2 separate regions of the Homo sapiens genome follow, and region 1 is linked to region 2. Evidence: read pairs that join two places in POLR2A ChIA-PET (ENCODE). Cell type or tissue: HCT116. All regions are shown on one strand. Each heading gives the region's core, and the rest is flanking DNA. Links, peaks and the distances in the headings are about the cores only.

The links. Peaks named below come from ENCODE experiments on the same cell type or tissue, not always from the same donor. Only the 100,000 strongest peaks of a DNase experiment are listed, where the experiment ranks them.
Region 1: POLR2A ChIA-PET joins it to region 2 with 9 read pairs; 10 of 35 experiments call an interaction of 5 or more read pairs at or near these places.

What each region holds. Positions count from the first base shown.
Region 1 is chr4:112,650,560-112,655,941 of GRCh38, reverse strand. LARP7 (La ribonucleoprotein 7, transcriptional regulator) reads right to left here. Exons shown (of 13, transcript NM_016648.4): 10 at 5,360-5,382; 11 at 2,706-2,865; 12 at 1,783-1,874. Among named protein-coding and RNA genes, the nearest start is that of MIR302CHG, 3.2 kb to the right of the region's middle. In HCT116, for the core only: no CTCF peak of the experiment used is centred there; no DNase peak of the experiment used is centred there.
Region 2 is chr4:112,703,006-112,708,347 of GRCh38, reverse strand. It overlaps a transcript of ANK2 not described here. Among named protein-coding and RNA genes, the nearest start is that of MIR302CHG, 56 kb to the right of the region's middle. RefSeq lists a silencer at 2,521-2,815 and an enhancer at 3,046-3,745. In HCT116, for the core only: no CTCF peak of the experiment used is centred there; a DNase peak (open chromatin) is centred at 2,636; H3K4me3 peaks cover 2,344 bases.

The DNA of each region.
Region 1 (5,382 bases), core at 88-5,087, 52 kb after region 2:
TCCTAGTACTCCAACTACACTGGTCTTCTAGTCCCTGACAGTCTTCCCTTCCGGTCTCTGCATTTTCTTTGCTTCTGCCTGAAAAGCTATACTTCTAAACTTTACTGGGGCTTACTCGCTCACTTCCTTATGGGTCTTGGCTGTAACATAACCTTTGCAGAGAGTTTTCCAGACAACCTCAGCTGTTACAATGCTCTCCTGCAATACACTTTATTTTTCTGTCTAGCACTGGTCATCACCTAAACTATATTGTTTATCTGTTAGCTTCATGAAAGTAGGGGACTTTGTGATTCATGGCTTTACCCCAGGTTCCAAGAATGGTGCCTAACACAAGGCACTCAAAAATCATTAGCTGAATTAACTAGCAAACAAGTTGGCTAAACTAATTATGGTCTACTCCTTTTTTCCAACAAGCTTTGCACAGCACTTACTTTCTGTGTTAACCTCCGTTTCATTTCACGACAAGAGTCAACTGGCTACTTCCATAGCTACTTAACAAATTGCGTTAACGACAATCCTGACGTCATAACTGAGTTGTGTTCCAACTCAATTTAAGAACTTCCTAGTCAAAGATGAGCTCTAAATTTTTAAAATGAAAAATAAAAGGTTTATTCCTAGTTTTAAAAATATATAAAATCTAAATGAAATTTCACACCAATTAGAAGGGTATTATTTAACAAAGTGACTTCACTTCAGTTACCAGTTCTGGATTAGTGATTTTAACATTTGAATAATCTCAAACTGGCTTTGAAATTAACACCTCATATCCCTGAAAGAATCCTTGGGAAGCACAGGAGGCTTCCCCACCACAGCAAGTTCAGTCTCCTTTCAAGGAAACAAAATTCACACCTCCCCACAAATCACGATAAATTCTGGGCAATGGTAGAAGAAGGTTGATGAAAAACACTTGCTTTTTAAGTTAGTTTTTTTTTTTTTTTGTATAAATATGACCCCAAATCAACAAGCTTAGATTACAGGAAATAGGACTTTTAACTTGCTCACCTAACAAAAAAGGAAGTTCATCTTTTTCATTTTTCTTACACTTTTATAATATGCATTTCTAAATTTTGATGACTGTAGTTAATATTAGGTATTATGTACCCTACTTTGTTCCAGGCACTTTTAAAATGTACTAACCTTTACATGTATAATAATTTGTTTTAAAACTTTAAGAGACAGGGTCTTGCTATGTTGCCTAAGCTGGAAAGCAGTGGCTATTCCCAGGTGTGATTCCACTACTGATCAGACCAGTATCATTTTAAGTGACAGAAAAATAAAATTACTGAAAGAGGGGCTTGCTTTAAATTATTTAAGCTTGTTTGTATTACCTACTATCTTAGAGAAAGAGGAATAAAGCTTATCGTTGCTATAGGAAACACTATGCATAAAGTCTCTCCATCTTATCTATGGAGCCTCCTATCTTTATAAACTACATTCTGAATACATTGTGTTTTTACCATGAAGATAATCTTTCTATAATCATTTATCACCAAACTACAAGACATAGCAGCCAGATATCAAGACTGTTAAAGTATATCACTGGTTAAAAAGAAAAAATCTAAATTAAAATTATGTATCCTTGTGAGAAAAATAATTCAATTTCATACATTTTGAAATCTAGAGAAATGACTTTTCCCTCCCAACCTAAAACATAGTATATACTCAGTAAATTTTTGTTAGGTAATAGCAAAACTACGATCATTTTATGACTACCTAGTACTGACTTTGGCATTAAACGTTCAAGGAAAGTTTAGTCTAAAAAAACAAAAATGAATCAATTACCTTTTCAGTGCCTCTTTTCTTTTCCCGAGGCTGATTAAGTTTTGCCTGTCTATCAACCAAAATCTTCTGCCAATACCTTTGTTCGTGATCACCTTAAAAACAAACAAAGACTCTGATGGATGAAAAGAAGAACATATCTGAAAAACCATATTCAAGGCATTACATTCTCAATAATAGTAACTAGGACAGTTTTTGATTATATTTAATGCTACTTTACACATATTACAGAATAGAAAAAAAATAGTTAGTTTTGCCAGGTGCGGTGGCTCAAACCTCTAATCCCAGCACTTTGGGAGGGCGAGGAGGGAGGATCACCAGAGGTCAGCCTGGCCAACAAGGCAAAGCCCCTTCTCTACTAAAAATATAAAAATTGCCTGGTGCAGTGGCTCATGTCTGTAATCCCAGCACTTTGGGGGGCCAAGGCAGGCAGATCACCTGAGGTCCGGGGTTCGAGACAAGACCAGCCTGACCAACATGGAGAAACCCCGTCTCTATTAAAAATGCAAAATAGCGGGGCATGGTGGCACATGCCTGTAATCCCAGCTAACCTGGGAGGCTGAGGCAGGAGAATCACTTCAACCCGGGAGGCAGAGGTTGCAGTGAGCCGAGATCGCACCACAGCACTCCAGCCTGGGCAACAAGAGCGAAACTCTGTCTCAAAAAATAAAATAAAAATATAAAAATTAGCCGGGCGTGGTAACACACGCCTGTAATCCCAGCTACTCTGGAGGCTGAGGCAGGAGAATTGCTTGAAACTGGGAGGTGGAGGATGCGGTGAGCTGAGATCACACCACTGTACTCCAGCCTGAGCGACAGAGCAAGACCAAAAAAAAAAAACTAGTTTCATTAGCCAAACTCAGAAAATATATTACTCACAATAAGGATGATAACAAAAAAAAAAGGAAACGTCTATGAAGTTTTACCAGAAAGGATCTCGAGTTTCCAGCAGTGTTTCTTGTTAATTTCTGTATAGGCATTTATTACTGCTTGAGCATCCTCAGGAGTTTTAAATCTAGCATGGCATTCTGTATCCCCTTCTAGCAAATCAACATAAAGAACTTCTGAGATTGCTGCCAAAGTATCCTGCATTAGAGTTAAGTAGAAAGACAAATAAAATTTAAAAAGTTTCACAATAATTCTAAAACTATTCCAATGGTTATGCCAGAATATATTATGTAAATAAAGCATTTTGCAGTCTAATGAGGAGCAAATATCCTGTATCAAATATTTCCTGTAAAGCATGTTCTTAAAAATAGATTTGAATAATATCAACTCTAGTAATTTATTTTCATTTATTTTCTTGAAATCACATCCTTAAAATCTGCACTAGAATGGGAATATTCTATAAGGACAACAGATTTATAGAGCAGAAAGCAGAAATAGTGTCCCCCAACCCCCAAATCAGGAAGCGTTCACATCTGGGAGTAGTATAAGGAATAAAATTAAAAAAAAAAAAAAGGATTAAGGGAGGTTTGTTTTTACTCACCTGTAGAAAATCACTATGACTTTAAAATATGTGTACAAATCATTCCACTTTTAATAACAACTCATGAAAAACAGTTTAACCAAACCTAAAATACTAGATTTCCACATTGTTCAAGAGCTCTTACTTTCTGAAAAAAATACCTAAGTAACCTCTTCTAAACAAGTTGTGGTCACCCAGCAAGGAAAAGTTTTACCTACACTGCCTGCTGTGAGGGCAAATTAACCAGATTCCTGCATTCTTAATCAACTTTTTTTTTCACAGCAGGTTTTACAGAGTATACAATGCATTTATGCAGGAATGTTACACTAATTCCTAATTCATCAACTTCCATTCATAAAGCTAAAGAAGTAACTGGAGATTGCTAAATGGGGGGGGGGGGGAAATCTTATTTATCTTGCCTCCCTTTCGTTTTGACCTAAAATTTCAGACATAACTAATTTACATTACTTTCAGATGTTGAATTTTTAGATGTTTGAATTACGGAAAGAACTGAGCAATACCTGGAAGTATTATTTCATCATAGAATAAGAAAAGTTTATCAGTTAATAATAAAAAATATATAATAAAATCTGTGAGTTTCTAGAAGCCAGGGACTAGATCTTAACTCATCCCAACACTCAGCAACTATCACAAAACAGGCATTTAGTAACTGTTTGCCAAATTAAAAAAAAAAAAACTGCAGAGACTTACACTTGCTAGTCCTTCCCACTTCTTTACCTAGTTAATTAGTACCAAATTTAGATATAAAGCAAGTAAAAAACTCAGTATTGTTGAAATTTGAATGCATTCAGTAGTAGTAATGAGTTTTATAACTGACTTTTGAGCATATTCAATTACTACAACTCAAAAGATATATACTAAATATCCATTATAATGTCAGGCTAATCTCTTGATTTAAAACCCTTAGAATTTAAAACCCATAGAATGACAAATTAGCCTGGTAATCACATGGGCAAGTCACAGACAGTTGTAACCAACACAGCTCAGTTTTTGTTTCAGCAAAATGTAAGTAACTACTAACTGGATTAATGCAGGGATTGATTTTATGATTTTGATGATCATAAATGATGAATTTGTAATTGATAAAGTTACCCTTTAAATAACAGAAGTTATTTAATGAGTTGATTAGAAATAACTCTGAGCAATTTTTGTATTAAATGTTTTGCAATCTGATTAATCAGAGCAGTATTTACATCCCTCAATTTTCAGCTGTCTCCTGAAATGCAAGCTGGTAATAGCAATTTGGATTTGGCCAAATCCTTCACCAACATTGCAAAGAGGATCAAAATTTGTTTCTTAGTGACAGCTATAGGATTGTAGGACAGTATTTCAGATAAGGAGGGCTTACAGATAAACAAACCACCACCTCAATGGTATTCAAGTTAAAACCTGTGACTGATGAGTCTACGTAAAACCAAAACAACATACTAAGTGATGATGAATGTCAGTATAAGAAAATACTTAAAATATGTGGTATGTTACAGAGCATTTCACACTTTTTAAAAAGAAAAGGATTCACTTAAATGGGTGACAGGCAGGGTAAGGGTAAATAAGATATGGTACTCTCACCTAAAAGTATATAATTTCCCTAATAGAAAGTATTGCTACCAATGTGGTATAAAAGGCTACAGAAGATAGACTGTATAAAGCGAAAAAATTATAAACCTGTATGTACAGCAATTTGTAGCGTAAATTATATAGAAGTATGGGTTTTTTGGCACATGCGTGAAAAATTTTAAGAGGTTTTCAAAAATATTTTACTTTTCTATAATTAAAATTTTAAAGATAATCAGCACATAGGTAATACAAAAAAAATCAGTGCCAATAAAAATAAGCAAAAGTTACAATTTTCCTATAGAGAAGGATGTTTAAACTGTGCTTACATATAGATTTAGTGAGGAATTTCAGCCTCTAGATTTTGCTTCAAAATTAAACCTAAGAGTTACCATGGAATTAAAACTGTACAGTAGTTTACCATAGGGAAACAAATTCTAACTTGATTTGTTTTATCTTCCATATTCAAAACATTTTCACACAGGGAAATAATAAGAGAAGAAAGGAACAAATACCCTAGGGGCTCAAAATCATTACCCGGACTTGTTTCCTGCCAGGTA
Region 2 (5,342 bases), core at 1-5,000:
TCTGAATTTTTACATGGTTCAGAAAGAGTAAAACAATTCCAATTTTAATTTAATTCCAATTCAATCCAGAATTGATTTGAAAAAGAATTACTAATGAACATGGAAAAATATGTCCAGGAAACAGTGACACAGTTAAAATACAATGTGAATGGGGCCTAAAACATTTCACCACTTAGTAGAACAACACGGTTTTCCCTTCCGTTTTTCTATTTCTAATTTGCTCAAAATCACTTTCAGGCAAATGGTGATTCTGCAGCCAGAGGTTGTCAGTACTTCTGTTCCACCTGACTGGATGAATCAGGTAGACTGGAAGGACCAATAATTCCAGCAACCTATTTCTACATCCTATGCAAATTAATGCACCAATCACTAAAACAGTGCTACTGTAAGGTCATATAAATGAAAGCCTGAACAGAGGACACCAGTCAATAACTTGAATGTTGCAGCACTATGTCATTTTACACAGCTTTTAATTATGAGCTTTTCTAAATAGGGTGTCTAGTCTGCAAAATAACAATGACCTTCCACGCACATTTTTTGTATAACTATTTTTATACGTATTTTTGCTAGATCAATAAAAGTGCTTTACAGAATAAGATTTCATAGAAATGTCTGAGTGCACATATTCTGTTTATTAATAAATTAACAAATTTTACTTCCTCAATGTTTATGTATGTGTGCATACATATATATTTAGCCAAATATAAAAATAATTTTTTGCTTAAAATATGATTTATAATTGCAAATAACAATAATTTCACCTTCATTCTTGAATGCATAACTATCACAAATACAGATTTAATGATATCTGCTATCACAATTCTTCCAGAAAATAATAAAAAAAAGAATAGCTCCAAGTGCAATTAAAAATGCATTGTCATAAAATTAGAGTCCTAGATTCTACAAGGATTTAAAACCCTAACAATTTCTCTGGGACGCAGATTGCCACAAAAACTGTACACACTACTTTTTAGTCATTGCATTAAAAAATGCCCATAAACAAAGGTTGTCCCTAATATAACACTACTTACACATATTAAAATTCAAACGTGGCAAAGACCTTGTTAGGCATCAATCAATTTTACTGTCACGTTTTCATAAATCCTGGAGTCTCCTTTATTTTTCAAAATTTCCACACTACCAGGGAGAAAGACCATTCTGTTGGGCATTATTTTCCTGCACAGATAGTATTCATCAACCAATTTTAGCCCTCTTTCTAAATAGGAATCCAATTCTCTTCGGTAAAGAGGTTTCCTATTTGCAGTCAATGGATCATATTCTCACACTCATACACTACCATGAACACAGCAAGTGCACAATCGCTACTACTGTGATAACCTAAGGTGCTGGTGCTATAGTTCCTGGCAATGGTAGCCGGGGGGAAAAAATCTAGATACCAAATCACAGATCACAACCAGATGGAGTACTCCCTTGTTTTAATATTACCATACAAACAGAAAACAGGGCTTATTCAAACAGTCAAAGAAACGTGCATTCCTCCTTGCAGTGCTGGGGGAAGCTGTTTGTGTCTCTATAGACGTGGAGAGAACAGGAACACATGTTTTCTGTACTACATGGCTAATGCAGGATACAGGGCTGCAGTTGTTGGGTGAAGCTTTGCCCGAAAGTTGAGAAATGGTGAGTAACCTCTAGATGAGGTTCCTGCTCTCCTATGGGTGGAAGTAAATGCTTCCAGCAATCCTTCTCAAGGTCCTCGGGGAGTTTGGGTCTGGGGTACCTTTCCCCCAGGGGCACCCTGGTTTCTTCTAACGGTATAGCTCTGCAGTGGGTCATGTGACAGCTGGGTGTGTGCCTCTGTGCGGGGTGGGAGGGATGAGTTTGCGGGGTGCGTGTGTGTGAGTGTGCGTGCGTTCAGAAGTTACACGTCTGGTTTTGGAAGACGTGTATTTTTCTAGGGCTATCTGCGTGTGTGTCTGTATGTGTGTCTGTGTGTGAAGTGAGACTGAGAAAAGAGGTTTAGAGAATGGTCCTGGGCCGGGCGATGTAGCCAAGTTGGCTCGTGTCGGCCCCGCTCCTAGGGGAGCCGCCGCATTGGGGTTGAGGTCCCCGCCCTTGGGGGACGCGAGGACAATGGGGTGCCGGCGCCCCTCCCGCACTTTGTGCACCCACCTGACGAATCCGCGGCGGGTTCGGCGGGGTGGAGGCCCCGCCTTCCGGGGCCGGGGAGGTGGGAGAAGCCATCTTCCTGCGGCTCCGGGTTTCTTCCTCCTGTCACGCCCGGGTCTCCCGCGTCTCCTCGGTCTCCTCCGCGTCGGGCCTGCGGCCCGCGCCCGCCCGGAGTCTCCGCAGCCGCCGCGCCCCGCGGACCCGCCCCGGCTCCTGCGCCGCAGAGTGGAAGGGGCGGCTGTGCCCTCTGCTCGCCCAGCCGAAGTCCCTCCCGCGCCACCTACATCCCGGCCGGCGGACTCGGGGCCGCGGCGGGCCGGGGTCGGACGCGACCTTGGCCGCGGGGCTGGGCAAGCAGCTGCCCCTTCCCAGCGCCGCGCCCGGCGCGTGTGCTCTGAAAGTGCGAGCTGCCGGGCTTATTCTAGCGGCGGCGCCGGGAGAAAGGAGGCTGCTTCCCTAGCCGCTGCCGCTATCGCCAGGAGAGCCATGAGCTCATGGACAGCTCCCAGAAATATGTCTATATGCACCACTGACTGCCGGAGTTCGGGAGGTGGGTGGGGAGAAGGAGGCTCCTCCGCGGGCGCTCCCGCATCACTGGCGGACGTTCCCTCGGGAGGCCCCTGGCTGTTGGGGCGCGTCCAGCTCTTCCCTGCCCATCTCCACACTCACTCTCGGCTCTTTCCATTCATGCCATACACACATTTCCTATCCGCACTCACTCTCCGCTGGAGTTGTGCTAAGGCACCCACCCACCCACCCACCCACCTCTAGCCTCCACGCGCACACATTCTTTGTTCTGCCAACTACTCCCTATTGATAAGGGGGAATTCATTTACGGAGAGAACGTGGTGTGAAATGCCACCGGGACCTCAACCCCTGTCGGATGTGGGCTGATGGATGAAGTGTCCCAAACGGTGTGTCCTTCACGCTTTGGGCGTTTCCCCCTCCCTCGAGATCCAGCCTCTTCCCTTCCCACCTTCTTCACTGTAAGAAAGCATCTTCCAGCTACCGTCCAGGGTAGGGACTTGGCCCCATCCCTCACCAAGGCAGAGAGCACCTCTTTTGTAGCTCTGTGAAGAACTTAAAAGACGGACCATGTTTTGCAGACCTTTGCGCAAGGGCTGTGGCAGGAGTCATAAATCCCGCACAGGGGCCGACCTTGTTTGCCTCACTGTTTCCCAGGGGTATAGAGCTTCCATGGATATGCAAACCACCTTCCAAACCTGATGACTGTCTTTCTTCATTGGCTCAGCTGTCCTATTGAGGTGGAATTATGGCTTTTTACAGATAAAATGACCTTCCTGAGATTGTTCCCTTTCTCAGACATCATAAATTTTCCTTTCTTAAAGATTTCCGTAGAAACATACACCTACCTTCAAAAACAAAACAAAGCAAAACTTTCCTTTACCGCAGCCTCCCTTCCCTCAGCTAGTGTTCCAGTTCTGTACATCTCCTTTCAGCAAGAGCCTTTACAAAGTTTCAGTATCTCCTGTTCCTCTCTTCACGTTCTCTATTGAACGTAGTCCATTCAGGCTTTCCTCCACCTACATCACCAAACTTTCTCCTGGCAAGGTTCCCAATTACCTCCATGCTGCGAAATCTAATGATCAATTCTCAGTCCTCCTTTGGCTTGACCTCCAAATGTTAAAAAGAAAGAAAGAGAGAGAGAAAGAAAGAGAAAGAAAGAAAGGAAGGAAAGAAAGAAAGAAAGGAAAGAAAAAAAGAAGAAAGAAAGAAAGAAAGGAAAAGAAAAAGAAGAGAAGAGAAAAGAAAAGAAAAGGAAAGAAAAGAAAAAAAAAAAGAAAGCTAGCTCCCGAGCGCGGTGGCTCACTCCTCTAATCCCAGCACTTTGGGAGGCCAAGGCGGGTGGATCACAAGGTCAAGAGACTGAGACCATCCTGGCCAACATGGTGAAACCCCACCTCTACTAAAAATACAAAAATTAGCTGGGCGTGGTGGCACGTGCCTGTAATCTCAGCTACTCAGGGGGCTGAGGCAGGAGAATCACTTGAACCCGGGCAGGCGAAGGTTGCAGTGAGCCGAGATTACACCACTGCACTCCAGCCTGGAAATAGAGTGAGACATCGTCTAAAAAAAAAAAAACTATACTTTAGTTTCCTTACCTGTGAAAGGGCAATAATATTACTTACTTTGTAGGATCATTGTGAATAGCAAATGAGATAAAGTACATAGACATTGTAAATGCTCAATGTAAATACTCAATACTGTAGTCATTACTACATTATTATGTAATATTATGTAATGATATATTACATAGATATTATGTAATGATATCTACCTAAAAACAGGAGACTGAAGATAAAGATGGTTAAAAAAGAAAACCTTTATGTCATATCAGAAAATCAAGAAAAACTTAGTGAGCCAAGTAAGTACTGATAATACTGCTATGGCTCCTGAGTGCTCTGTATCATAAGTGGGCACACAGAAATCTAAATTTATGGTCTTCAATCTCTCCTGTCCTGGGGTACATAATCCAAATTAATGAAAAAATGAACATAACAATAAAAGAATAACATTTTAAATAGATAGATAATAGGTTGATATACAGATGTTGAGATTGATAGATATGGGCAGAGATACAATGCAATATTATAAGTAGGAAAGTATTTTCTTTTTTCTGTCTTTCTTTTCTTTTTTTTTTTCTTTTTTTTTTTTTAAGTAAGTGTCTCACTGCGTCACCCAGGCTGGAGTGCAGTGGCAAGATCTAGGCTCACTGCAGCCTCGACCTGCTGAACTCAAGCGATGCTCTTGTCTCAGTCCCCCAAGAAGCTGGGACCACAAGCACACACCACCATGCCCAGCTAATTTTTGTATTTTTTGTGAAAATCGGGTTTCGCCATGTTGCCCAGGCTGATCTCAAACTCTTGGGCTCAAGCCATCTGCCCACCTTGGCCTCCCAAAGTGCTAGGATTACAGGCATGAGCCACTGTGCCTGGCCAGTATTTCAATTTTTACTTTTACAGTTCTGGAGGCCAGAAGTCCAAGATCAAGGTAACAATAGGGTTGGTTCCTTCTGAGGACTTTGAGGGAGAATCTGTTCTATGCTTTTTCCTTAGCTTCTGGTGGTTTGCTGGAGAACTTTGGCATTCCTTGGCTTGTTGAGGTATGACTCAAGTCTCAGTCTCACTTGTCGCTTGCCACAACAGTGAAGAGTGCTCCAGGAAAGGCATCATTTGGGTTTACCAGGAAACTAT